Linked DNA regions of Mus musculus: region 2 is linked to region 1. Evidence: chromatin loops called from intact Hi-C (ENCODE). Cell type or tissue: gastrocnemius. All regions are shown on one strand. Each heading gives the region's core, and the rest is flanking DNA. Links, peaks and the distances in the headings are about the cores only.

The links. Hi-C counts contacts between places; a loop is a spot of excess contacts. Peaks named below come from ENCODE experiments on the same cell type or tissue, not always from the same donor. Only the 100,000 strongest peaks of a DNase experiment are listed, where the experiment ranks them.
Region 2: a loop joins it to region 1, with 2.7 times the contacts of the local background. A loop is called at or near these places in 1 of 42 quality-filtered maps.

The regions. Positions count from the first base shown.
Region 1 is chr3:158,029,300-158,034,676 of GRCm38, reverse strand. Srsf11 (serine and arginine-rich splicing factor 11) reads left to right here. Exons shown (of 13, transcript NM_001379531.1): 2 at 3,029-3,225. Among named protein-coding and RNA genes, the nearest start is that of Srsf11, 4.6 kb to the left of the region's middle. In gastrocnemius, for the core only: no CTCF peak of the experiment used is centred there; a DNase peak (open chromatin) is centred at 2,911; H3K4me3 peaks cover 2,280 bases; H3K27ac peaks cover 1,675 bases.
Region 2 is chr3:157,921,358-157,926,734 of GRCm38, reverse strand. It overlaps Cth (cystathionase (cystathionine gamma-lyase)), which reads left to right and starts at 1,672. Exons shown (of 12, transcript NM_145953.2): 1 at 1,672-1,869. The coding sequence starts at 1,705. 1810013D15Rik (a long non-coding RNA gene) reads right to left here and starts at 1,527. Exons shown (of 6, transcript XR_867796.2): 1 at 1,389-1,527; 2 at 489-632. In gastrocnemius, for the core only: no CTCF peak of the experiment used is centred there; DNase peaks (open chromatin) are centred at 1,593 and 2,136; H3K4me3 peaks cover 1,827 bases; H3K27ac peaks cover 1,678 bases.

The DNA of each region.
Region 1 (5,377 bases), core at 183-5,182:
AATTATCTCTTGCATTTGAGAAAATTATCTATTTGTTGCTAATTGATAGAAACTGGAAGGTAATTCATGGATTGAGCTTGTTTATAAAATATATGAGGGTAGTCTTGACAACTAGTTCTTTATGGTAGTTGAATTACCTTAAGACTAATAATGCATTTAAAATGAAACATTTTTCAGTAGTGGCACTCAAAGTATTTGTGGGTTTTAAAATTAGACAATATGGGGACAATTGGAAGGCTCAGTTGTTAAAAGCACCTACTGAAGCCCGGCAGTGGTGGTGCACCCCTTTAATCCTAGCAATTGGGAGGTAGGAGGCAGGAGGATTTCTGAGTTCAAAGCCAGCCTGGTCTACAGAGTGAGTTCCAGGACAATTCACAATTGCCTTTAACTCCGTTTCAGAGAATATGACCTCTGCCAGCATCTGCACACACATGGTGCACATAAAGGCTCATACAGGTACACACACAGACATAAATTTTAAAATTTTTTTAATTAGACATTCTGCATTATTGAAGTAGCGCCAAATAAAATAAAAGATCACATCTTTTGGGATGTAGTTCAGTTATAGAACACTTACATATCTTGCAAAGACGTTGGGTTCTATCACCAGCTCTGGAATACTGAAAAGCAGCCCTCTTCTGTCCTGCTAAAGATTAGGCATACCTGCCTTTTTTTTAATGGAGGTGTTTGGCTATGGTTTATTATATGCATTTTATTTAATATCGCTTGACATTACTTAAAAAAAAAAAATAAGCAATCAAGTCACCCAGAAAGTGCTGATTTGTTTCGTGACAGAAAGTAAAACTTATTATCAAATAAAGATAGGGAAATCCATTCTTACCACTACAATTTAATAGTACATTTTCAAACATCGCTGTGTCCCTCATGAAATTTTGTTTATATATTAGACTTTTTTCATAGTTGAAAGCTATAGTTGATGACTGACTTATTAAATAAGTAGTTTCCGTTCTAGTAAGAGAAAAAGAGGTTAATTTGTGCAGAGTTTCTTGCCTTTTTAGTACATGCATTTCTTACATCTCTATGTTTGCTTATGGAGAGAACTGCAATTCCAATAGATTGGGAACATTGGCTGTCTTTTCTTTGTTTTCTGTGTTATGCTATACTTCTAGCATCTCAGAAATCTCTAGAAGTTAGTAGAGATATAGTATTTGGAGAAATTTGTGAGTTTGGGATGCCTTTATAATATTGGAGAAATAGTAAGAAGAAAGAATTTGTTGCCTATATCCAGATTCTATAATTCTGTTGCCTTTTCTGGCAAATAATTACGATCACTTAAACTGTCATAGATTAGATATACTTACTGTTTGTCTTAAGATTTTTGTCACCTGCTTTTAGCTATATTATTTCTGTGAAAGTCATTAACAATGATAAGTATTTCATTGCCTATTCAACTTAGTAGCTCTATGGTGATAGTCAAAACAGATGGAAAATATTTAAATAAATTACTTTTTTGCTAGCCTTTCTGCATCAAATGCCCTCGATTACTGTGCTCAGTAAGTCTTACATAAATCAGATTTGTAGTTAAAAGATTTTATCATGCCGGGCGGTGGTGGCGCACGCCTTTAATTCCAGCACTTGGGAGGCAGAGGCAGGCGGATTTCTGAGTTCGAGACCAGCCTGGTCTACAAAGTGAGTTCCAGGACAGCCAGGGCTATACAGAGAAACCCTGTTGGTTTAACTATAATTTTTATTATAAAACATAAAGCATATAGAAAAATGTAGAGATGGATTAAACCCAAGTTTGATCAGGGACCCACATGGTGGAATGAGGGCACCTTCAAAGGGCACTGTGACGCACACATACACTATAAATAAGTAATAAAATTTTTTGTTTGAAATGTAAAACAGTATTAAAGATTTTCATATACCTTTTACAGCTAATAAACTGATGTTAAATAACACTGAAAATCAAAAGACAAAGCTTGAGCTCTTATTATTGTGTTCTTTGTTCTGTCATGGGCATTGTATGTACTCCTGATACTAAGAACGTTGATCTGTGAGAATCTGTAATTAACAGTGAGTGATACCTGTTATTCGAGAAACTACTTAACACTATCTTGGGAGTGATTGATGAGTGATCATGTGTTTTGTTTTGTTTTAAACTCTGATGAGGCACATTAGTCAGCCCCTCCCTTCTGTGCTTAAGAACTATGTCACTGAACTAGTGAGTAGACCTAGCAAGTCAGTTGCATCCTTTTCAGTATTGGCCAAGAGTTATTTGCCAAGTGTAGAGATTTGTAACTCTCCGTGTAAAGTCTGAGGTTTTTAGCTCTCGGTAGTTTTGAGTCAAATAAATTAGCGTGGCCTGTATGATAAATGACTAATTAAAGTAGGGTGGGGTGAGTGTTCATGTGTTCAGTGCTCGTTGGAAGTAACTCAGAATTTGTGCTAGGTTCTGCAGTCTGAGACATACATTTGAATAACAAAAGCAGTGCTGTTACTAACAGGTGGTATTGAGATGAGATTAGGGAACTTAGTGGCTTCTGTAAAGGCATAGAGAAAGTAATTTGGGTTTTTTATGTTGGAGAACTGGAATAGGTCAGATGTGGCTGAAGAAATAAGGCAGGGGTCTTTGTTTTGTTTTTGTAGTGAAGAATGCTCGTGTTAAAGCGGGTGTATTTCAAACTGCTGACCGTATACTGTAATATATTGAAGGACAGTAAAGGTAAGCTAAGTTCAGTGAGCGAACAGAGAGGCAGGGCGTGTGTGTTAAACTGTCTTTGCTGGAGGTTTCAGCGGCTAGGTGGAGGGATTCTGCCTGAAAATGCTTCTGGTGCTATGTGGAGTAAGCAGGAACCATTTCTGAGGTGGCTCAGCTGGGTGGGCGCAGCCGGGACAGTTGCGGGAGCGCGAACTGGACGCGTACTTCCGGGATATGGGCGCATGCGCGGGCGGGCGTGTGGAATTGTGGGCCGGCTGCGCTGCGCGAGGTCCGCGGCCGTTTGTGTGCGGCCGGCGGCCGGTGCCGCGCGCTCTCACTCTGTCTTGTGTTTGATGTGTTGAGCAGGAGGCAGCCCGCGCCATGAGCAGCACGGCAGTGGTCCCCAGCGCGCCAGGCCCGGGCCCAGGCCCCAGTGGCGGGCCAGGCGGCGGCACCGAGGTGATCCAGGTGACCAACGTGTCTCCGAGCGCCAGCTCAGAGCAGATGCGTACGCTCTTCGGCTTCCTGGGCAAGATCGACGAGCTGCGCCTCTTCCCGCCGGAGTGAGTACCGGGGCGCTGCGGGCCCGAGGCCCTTCCGGTGAGGCGAGGCGCGCGGTCCGCCGGAGCCTAGCGTGGAAAATCCGCGGGCCTGCCAGGCCGCAGGCCAGGGATAAGCGCCCGATTGGAGTTTAAGGAATGTTTTTCCTCTTGGTGTTGTTTATACCATCATTTTGCTTTGGGCACTTAATGTTTCGATTAAATCCCCCTTTTAAAGGAAAAACTAACCCAGTGCTTTGTTAGAAAGGAAGTAAAATTGTTGCTGTTATATTCACTTGATGTAAATAAGGATTGCTCTTAAGTAATTTTGAACTAGGGAAGTGCATCAAACCCTATAACCCTTAGACAGAAGACTCAGTCAATAGACCTGAATGCTGTTTTTATATAATTCAGAGAAATTCATCATAGCTGAATCCTGTTGTGTTTAAATAATTTACGGAATGTTTAAATTTGAGTTAGGGTTTATGTGGGTTTTGTCTTGTTTTAAAAGTGGTTTTTATTGCCGCGGTATTAAACGTGTATTCATTGTAAGGAACAAAGAAAGTATGAAGATAGAAAACACATTTGAAATAATTGTATGTCCTCTAGAAACAATTATAACGTTTACTGAAAACATAGTGGTTAATGTTAGTAAAACTACCAGCCAAATTTTGGTGGTTAATGCTGTCCCTTAAATTCAGAATAAGAAATGAGAATCATCACAGTCATCTGTTGTGTGTGTAATCACTAATCATGCTGAAGTTAATCATACAAGTCTTATGTGTTAATTATTAATTTTCATGACTTCCCTACTTGAAATATTTTTACATAACTGTTTAGTGCTTGACATAAGTATGTTAACAGTTTCGTAGTGTTTTAGGAACAGTTGTTTGGAGCAGAATCTTGACCTTGGAAATCCACAGGGTAGCTCCTTATAAAAAAGCATACAGAAATTGATGTTGTTTATTTCAACACATCCTACCCTTCAGATTGCTCCTAAAACTAATATTAAAACTACAAAAAAGATTATATATTCAACTTGTGATTTTAATCTTGCAGATTACTAAAAGTTTTATTATAGTCACTCACTTTGTTTATTCTCCAAAGCAAATCTATACTGTATTATAAAAGATAAAAGAAGTGGGTGTTAGCCGGGCAGTGTTGGCGCATACCTTTAATCCCAGCACTTGGGAGGCAGAGACAGGCAGATTTCTGAGTTAGAGGCCAGCCTGGTCTACAAAGTGAGTTCCAGGACAGCCAAGACTACAGAGAAACCCTGTCTCGAAAAACCAAAAAAAAAAAAAAAAAAAAAAAGAAGAAGAAGTGGGTGTTGTATTGGGCTTTTTACTTTTTTGTTTGTTTAGTTTTTTTTTTTTTCCCCTTGTAGACCTACCTAGCTAGTGAACAATACTTTAAAGGAGGTTGTGATAGACTTAAGCTGGTCTTTTTGTGGTGATATGGGTAATTCCATCATAAGCTGAATAGTTGCAGGGTTTGTTTATTCCTTGAAATGATATAGGGTACTGTGTACTCACCTTCAAACAGTAGCATGGCAGCTGTCACCAATTCACAGAATAAGGTCAGCCTTCCTGCCTTTCATAGAACAAGATTCTTGAGTTCATCAGCATTCCATTTTGAAGAATGCATACCCCAAACACACTTACTAAAACACTTCAGACCAGGGAAGGGCTTCGTAAGTGTGTGTGTCGGGGGGGGGGGGGGGGGGGGTCAACGTAGGCTATGCTGACCTCCAATCAGTATTTTCCTGCTTTTACTTCTCAATTGCTATGATTTATAGACATGGTGTTTATTGTAGAAGTGGATAGTAAAGTATTTAGTTTTAAAGGAATTTCACAATGGGATACTTACCTAGGTAAGGATCCCAGTGACACATGTCAGTGTTATGCTGTACTCGAAGGCTACTGTCAACAGATATTCATTTGAAGCCTTCATAACCAAACATGATCAGTGATCACTTTAATGATCTTACCCACTTTTCAAGAAAAATATACTTTAATGAGTTATTGAATATTTCATGATATAATTAGAAAGAGGCATATGAGGTCAGTAAAATTGTTCTCAAGTGATTGTTATTTTCTTACCTGTGCTGCCTTTTACTTTATAAAGCGTAAAGGTCTTCTGCTTAGAAATGGCTGACACAGTACTAAGGTAGAGT
Region 2 (5,377 bases), core at 246-5,245, 110 kb after region 1:
TTATCAGAAGCCTCTCATTTAGAAAGTCTGTATAAGGGCCACTTTTCAAAGACCTCTTTGTGACAGTTACACTAAATAAAATGTCCAGTGGGAAGATGGCTCAGTGGGTAAATGCTTGCCGCACAGCCTGACACCCTGTGTTCTATCTCCAGCATCTACCTTTGTGCTGCTGTGTATCTGTAATAGCAGCTCTCCTACTGTAGAAGACAGAGAATCCACTGAAGCTCCTGGGTGGTCTAGCCTGGGGTAAGCAGTGCAAAGACCCTGCGTCAACAGGGAGGTGGAAGACTGTCCTCTGACCTCTATGGGTGTGCCACACATTCCTCTGCACTCTCAAATACGATAAACAGACAAGTATACAAACAAATAGAAAACATCCATGTTTGTATAACCCAGGGCTTACCAACTGTACTTAGAACTGGACTCAGAACTGTTTCAGGCCCTTCTACTCCTCGGTGTTTTCTGTGATCTCATCAAAATGTACTTACGTCTTTAGAGATGGCTCAGGGAGCAAGAGCATTGCCCGCAGGAGCATTGGTTCCAGAGCACCAGGGCTTGGCTTTCTCTCCCACACGCAGATCACATCTGTTTCCAAATGCAGTTCCAGGGGAATCCAACAGCCTTTCTGACCTCTGTAGACATCAAGTATGCATGTGGTGCAATACACACACACACACACACACACACACACACACACACACAAACACATCGTTAAAATATACTCAGGCTGAGAACATACTTTAAAAGGAGAAATACTAATCAAGCAAGCATGGTAACCCGTTAGTGTTTCAGAGGCTACCCGCTTCCCCTGTGCCTCTGGCAGTGTACACTTGGTTCTGGAAGGTGATTGTGTCTGGAGCTAATTTGAAAAGCATACTGATTGTGTTTGCTCTTCGTAGCTTTTCCAAACCGTAGCTTTTAAAATCAGTTGTTTATTCCTTAACACCTTCCAAATTCGTTCAACAGTGTTTCAAAGTTTTAGGTTCGGGCTGGTGAGATGGCTCAACAGGTAAGAGCACCCGACTGCTCTTCTGAAGGTCCTGAGTTCAAATCCCGGCAACCACATGGTGGCTCACAACCATCCGTAACGAGATCTGACTCCCTCTTCTGGTGTGTCTGAAGACAGCTACAGTGTACTTACATATAATAATAAGTAAATATAAATAAATCTTAAAAAAAAAAAACAAAAAAAAAAACAAAGTTTTAGGTTCGACTTCCCAGGTACAGAAACTCCTTAAATTCCCCAGTTCTCGGACAAGGTGTAAAATTAGGTCAAAGCTACGTCTTTTTGGGAGCAAAGCTTGGGCCTTAAGGCCTGATCTTGGCCAGAGTAGAGACGCGGGCGCTGGTGGCACAGCTGTGGCGGTCCTCAGATCCGAGGGAAGCACCTGCCTGCGTGACCCTTGCCGGAACTCTGGGGCCACGCGAGGCTGCTGGAGGTTGCGTCCCTATCCTGCAGACAAAGGGGATCTCTGGGCTGAGTGCTGCACCTCAGTGCTGAGGTGTCCCACGTGGGCACTGCTCTGTGCCACTGGGAGGCGGGGCAGGAACGATCGGGGCAACACCTCCACTGCCGACCAATAAGCAGGGCCGCTGCCTAGGGACCAGCGATGATTGGTTGCGTCGGCCCCTCCCCACCCTGGATATAAGCGCCAAAGTCCAGAAGGTTTTAGCCAAAGCAACACCTCGCACTCCTGCCCCAGCATGCAGAAGGACGCCTCTTTGAGCGGCTTCCTGCCTAGTTTCCAGCATTTCGCCACTCAGGCCATCCACGTGGGACAAGAGCCTGAGCAATGGAATTCTCGTGCCGTGGTGCTGCCCATTTCGTTGGCCACCACATTTAAGCAGGACTTCCCGGGCCAGTCCTCGGTAAGCAGCCGGGCAGGGCTGGGCTGACTGTGGGAGCGCTCGGGACATGCGCTCTCTGCGATTTTCAGTTAAAAACCAGAACTGTAAGTTGTTGAATTCTGTAGCATCGAAGCTACCTGCAGCCAGTCCTACTTTGAAAAATGAAGGCTCTTGGGCTGGTGAAATGGCTCAGCAGTCGTGCTGACTAGTTTTATATCAACTTGACTCAAGCGAGAGAGGAGGGGACCTCGATTGAGACAATGCCTCCAGTAGATCAGGCTGCAAGCAGGCATTTTCTTAATTAGAGATTGATGGGGGAGGATAAGTCCATGGTGGGTGCCCCCCCCCCCCAGGCTAGTGGCCCTGCGTTCTATAAGAAGTTGGGTGAACGAGCCAGTAAGAAGCCACCTCTCCGTGGCCTCTGCATTAGTTCTTGCCTCCAGGTTCCTGTCCTAACTGCTTTCCATGGTGAACTGTTAAATGGAAGTAAAATAAAAAACTCTTTCCTCCCCAAGTTGGTTTGGGCATGGTGTTTATTACAGCAGGTATATAAAGGTGCTTGTCACCAGACCTGACTACTATAATTCAATCCCATAATCTATAGGATGGAAGGAGAGAACCAACTCCTGTAGTTGTTTTTTTTTTGTTGTTTGTTTGTTTGTTTTTGAGACAGGGTTTCTCAGTGTAGCCCTGGCTGTCCTGGAACTCACTTTGTAGACCAGGCTGGCCTCGAACTCAGAAATCCGCCTGCCTCTGCCTCCCAAGTGCTGGGATTAAAGGCATGAACCACCACCTTAGTTGTTCTTTGATGCACCCAAAGGCTTGCACTCTCCCTCTCTCTCCTTCTCTCCCCCCTCCCTCTCTTCTCTCTGTCCCCAGTCTCTTTCACCCACTCCGTCCCTCTCTCCCTGTCCTTCTCTTCCTCCCTCCCCCCTCAGTCTCTTTCTCTTTCTCCTCTCTCTCACACACTAAACAATGAAAATCCTAGAATTAAGATTAGTTTCAGTCGGTATGTTCAGTTAATAGCTAATGTGTATTTATGTACCAAGTGCGTACTTAAAATCTATGTGTGTTACATGTAGAGTCTCACTGAAGGTTAACAAGAAGGATCCTAGCCTGAACTAAGGTCTCAAGTGTTCAAACTGAGATAGCTGAGATAATAGGGTTATAAGATTTAATTTATCTTGAACCCCTCCCTTCTGCAACTGACTCCATGGTGCTGCACTGTAACTGAGCTATGTAATAGTTCAAGCCATTTCATCATCTAAGCCAGCAGTTCTCAACCTCTGGGCTGTGACCCCTTTGGGAGTGGAACAACCCTTTTCAGGGGTTACATGTATCAGGTATTTACATCACGATTCCTAATAGTAGCAAAATTACAGTTTCGAAGTAACAACAAAAATAATTAGTTGGGGGTCACTACACCATGAGGAACTGTATTAAAGGGTCACAGCATCAGGAAGATTGGCAACCATTGATCTAAGTAGTGTGGCTTTGTGATTAAGAGCACATGGGTTTTAATTCTTACATCAGCTTCTCTGACTGAGTAACCTGGAGGAAGCTATTTAACCCATCCAAGACTTGAGATGACCTTGTGTAAACTGGGATAATGATAGAACACACTACACAAGCTGTTACTGTTGTAACATTTCTAAATTTTGTAGTACACACTTAGGAGTACTTTGGTGTTTGCAGTCTTCCTGCCTTGTTATTTCCATTTGACCACAGCAGCTAAGTCATAGGGCAGGGGTTAAATCCTTTTATAAAAACGGAAACTGACCCAGACTCAACAAACACAAATGACCAAGTGACTGGTAAAGCCTGTAAGATGCAGCCTTGTGAATCTCATGGCATCTTCCTTTCTGGTGGCTTACTAAATGGGTCTTGGTATATTAAAAATGCCCCAGGTTCAGAGGACAGCTGTTATCAAAGCAGTTGTTGCACATTCCCAGGTCTTGACTGCTCTGAATACTGCCTTTCTGTGTTCTAAGCCAGGTAAAGTTCTTACAAACAACCCTTTTTTGTATGTGAGGTGGAGTCCCAAAAGTGTCTCTATATCAGGCTAGGATACTCCTGATGATGTGCATTCAAAATACGCTCATCACCTCCTCCAAGTGTGCCCCTCCTAGATAGGCTTGCTGCCTGTGTGGAAAAAAGTGTATAGAAATTGAGCAGTCAGGTATGATTTTAATGTTAAAACGGTTCAGAGAGCAAGCAGGAGTGGTTAAATCCAGTATGTGCTCAGAATCTCCAAAAGCTAATAGCACTGCAGCTAAGAGAAGTATCAGAGATCTTTAGTTCCATTTGAAAAGCCATGGAATGCACAAGATAATTTGCCAATGAAAGACGCTCTCCTTCCCTGGAAGTTAAATGTCTGCATGCTTATGAATATTTATGTGAGTCTGTTCTAGAAGCCAAGCTTTTGCAGGAAGGTTTGGTGAGTTTAGCATCTAGGTGATGAGTGCTAGAACCCTGTAAACTGTGTTTATCTAACACAGGGGGAAACTCTTAAAATTATTATTACTAATACTAGAAGTTTGAGTCTAAAACAAGGGTATAAGTAGTGGTGTACAGTATAAGCCAAGGGGAGAAAATTGTAGGATGTTTTGTTTGTTTGTTTTTAAAACAGTCTCTCTCTCTCTCTAGTGAGAGATGGCCTTGAACTCACAGATTAATCTTTGCTTCTGCTGGGATTGCAGATGTGTATGACCACAGGAGCTTAGATCCTAGGATTGGCTCTGGCTCTCACATTCCCCAGGCCTTACAACATTTGACTGCACTTTTCTCCAAGTAGGTCACAAGGCTAAATAAAAGGATTACATGAATCTTATGTATAAAGGGATGAACTTAAGTGCAAAGGGAGCTTGGCACAGGAGGGTCTTCACTGAGAACTGCTTCCTCCTTTTGTTTTGAGTCATTTTTGTTTTGTTTATTTGTTTGTTTGTTTGTTTTCGAGACAGGGTTTCTCAGTGTAGCCCTGGCTGTCCTGGAACTCACTCTGTAGACCAGGCTGGCCTCGAACTCAGAAATCCGCCTGCTTCTGCCTCCCAAGTGCTGGGATTAAAGGTGTGCGCCACCACGCCCGGCAAGTCATTTTTTATAGTGTCAAGATCTGAGCCCTGAGCAAGTGAATGGCACTTTCAACCCTCTCTGTGCTAAATGGACCTGTATCACTTAAGTCTTGGGAAGAGAAACACAGGTCAGACTCATTCGCTTCCCTTTTCCTAATCTTATAAGGAGAAGGTGAGGCTAACATAACTGCAAGGTCATTCTAATGTTAAGGACTGCCACCCACCTAGTGGTTAGCATAGCATGCTGAGGAATTTGTGCCTCACCCCATTTCATCTTCACAACTTTGCAAGTAAATGTGTATTGTCTCCCTCAATCCCAGACTGCAGGGAAAATCCCAGATGTTGAGGCGTTTCCTTACTAGCACTGAGCTCATAAGTGGCAGGTACATAGCCCTCACCCAGTTTACTCATTTTTATTTTTGTGTATAGGTGTTTTGCCTGCATGTCAGTCTGTCTGT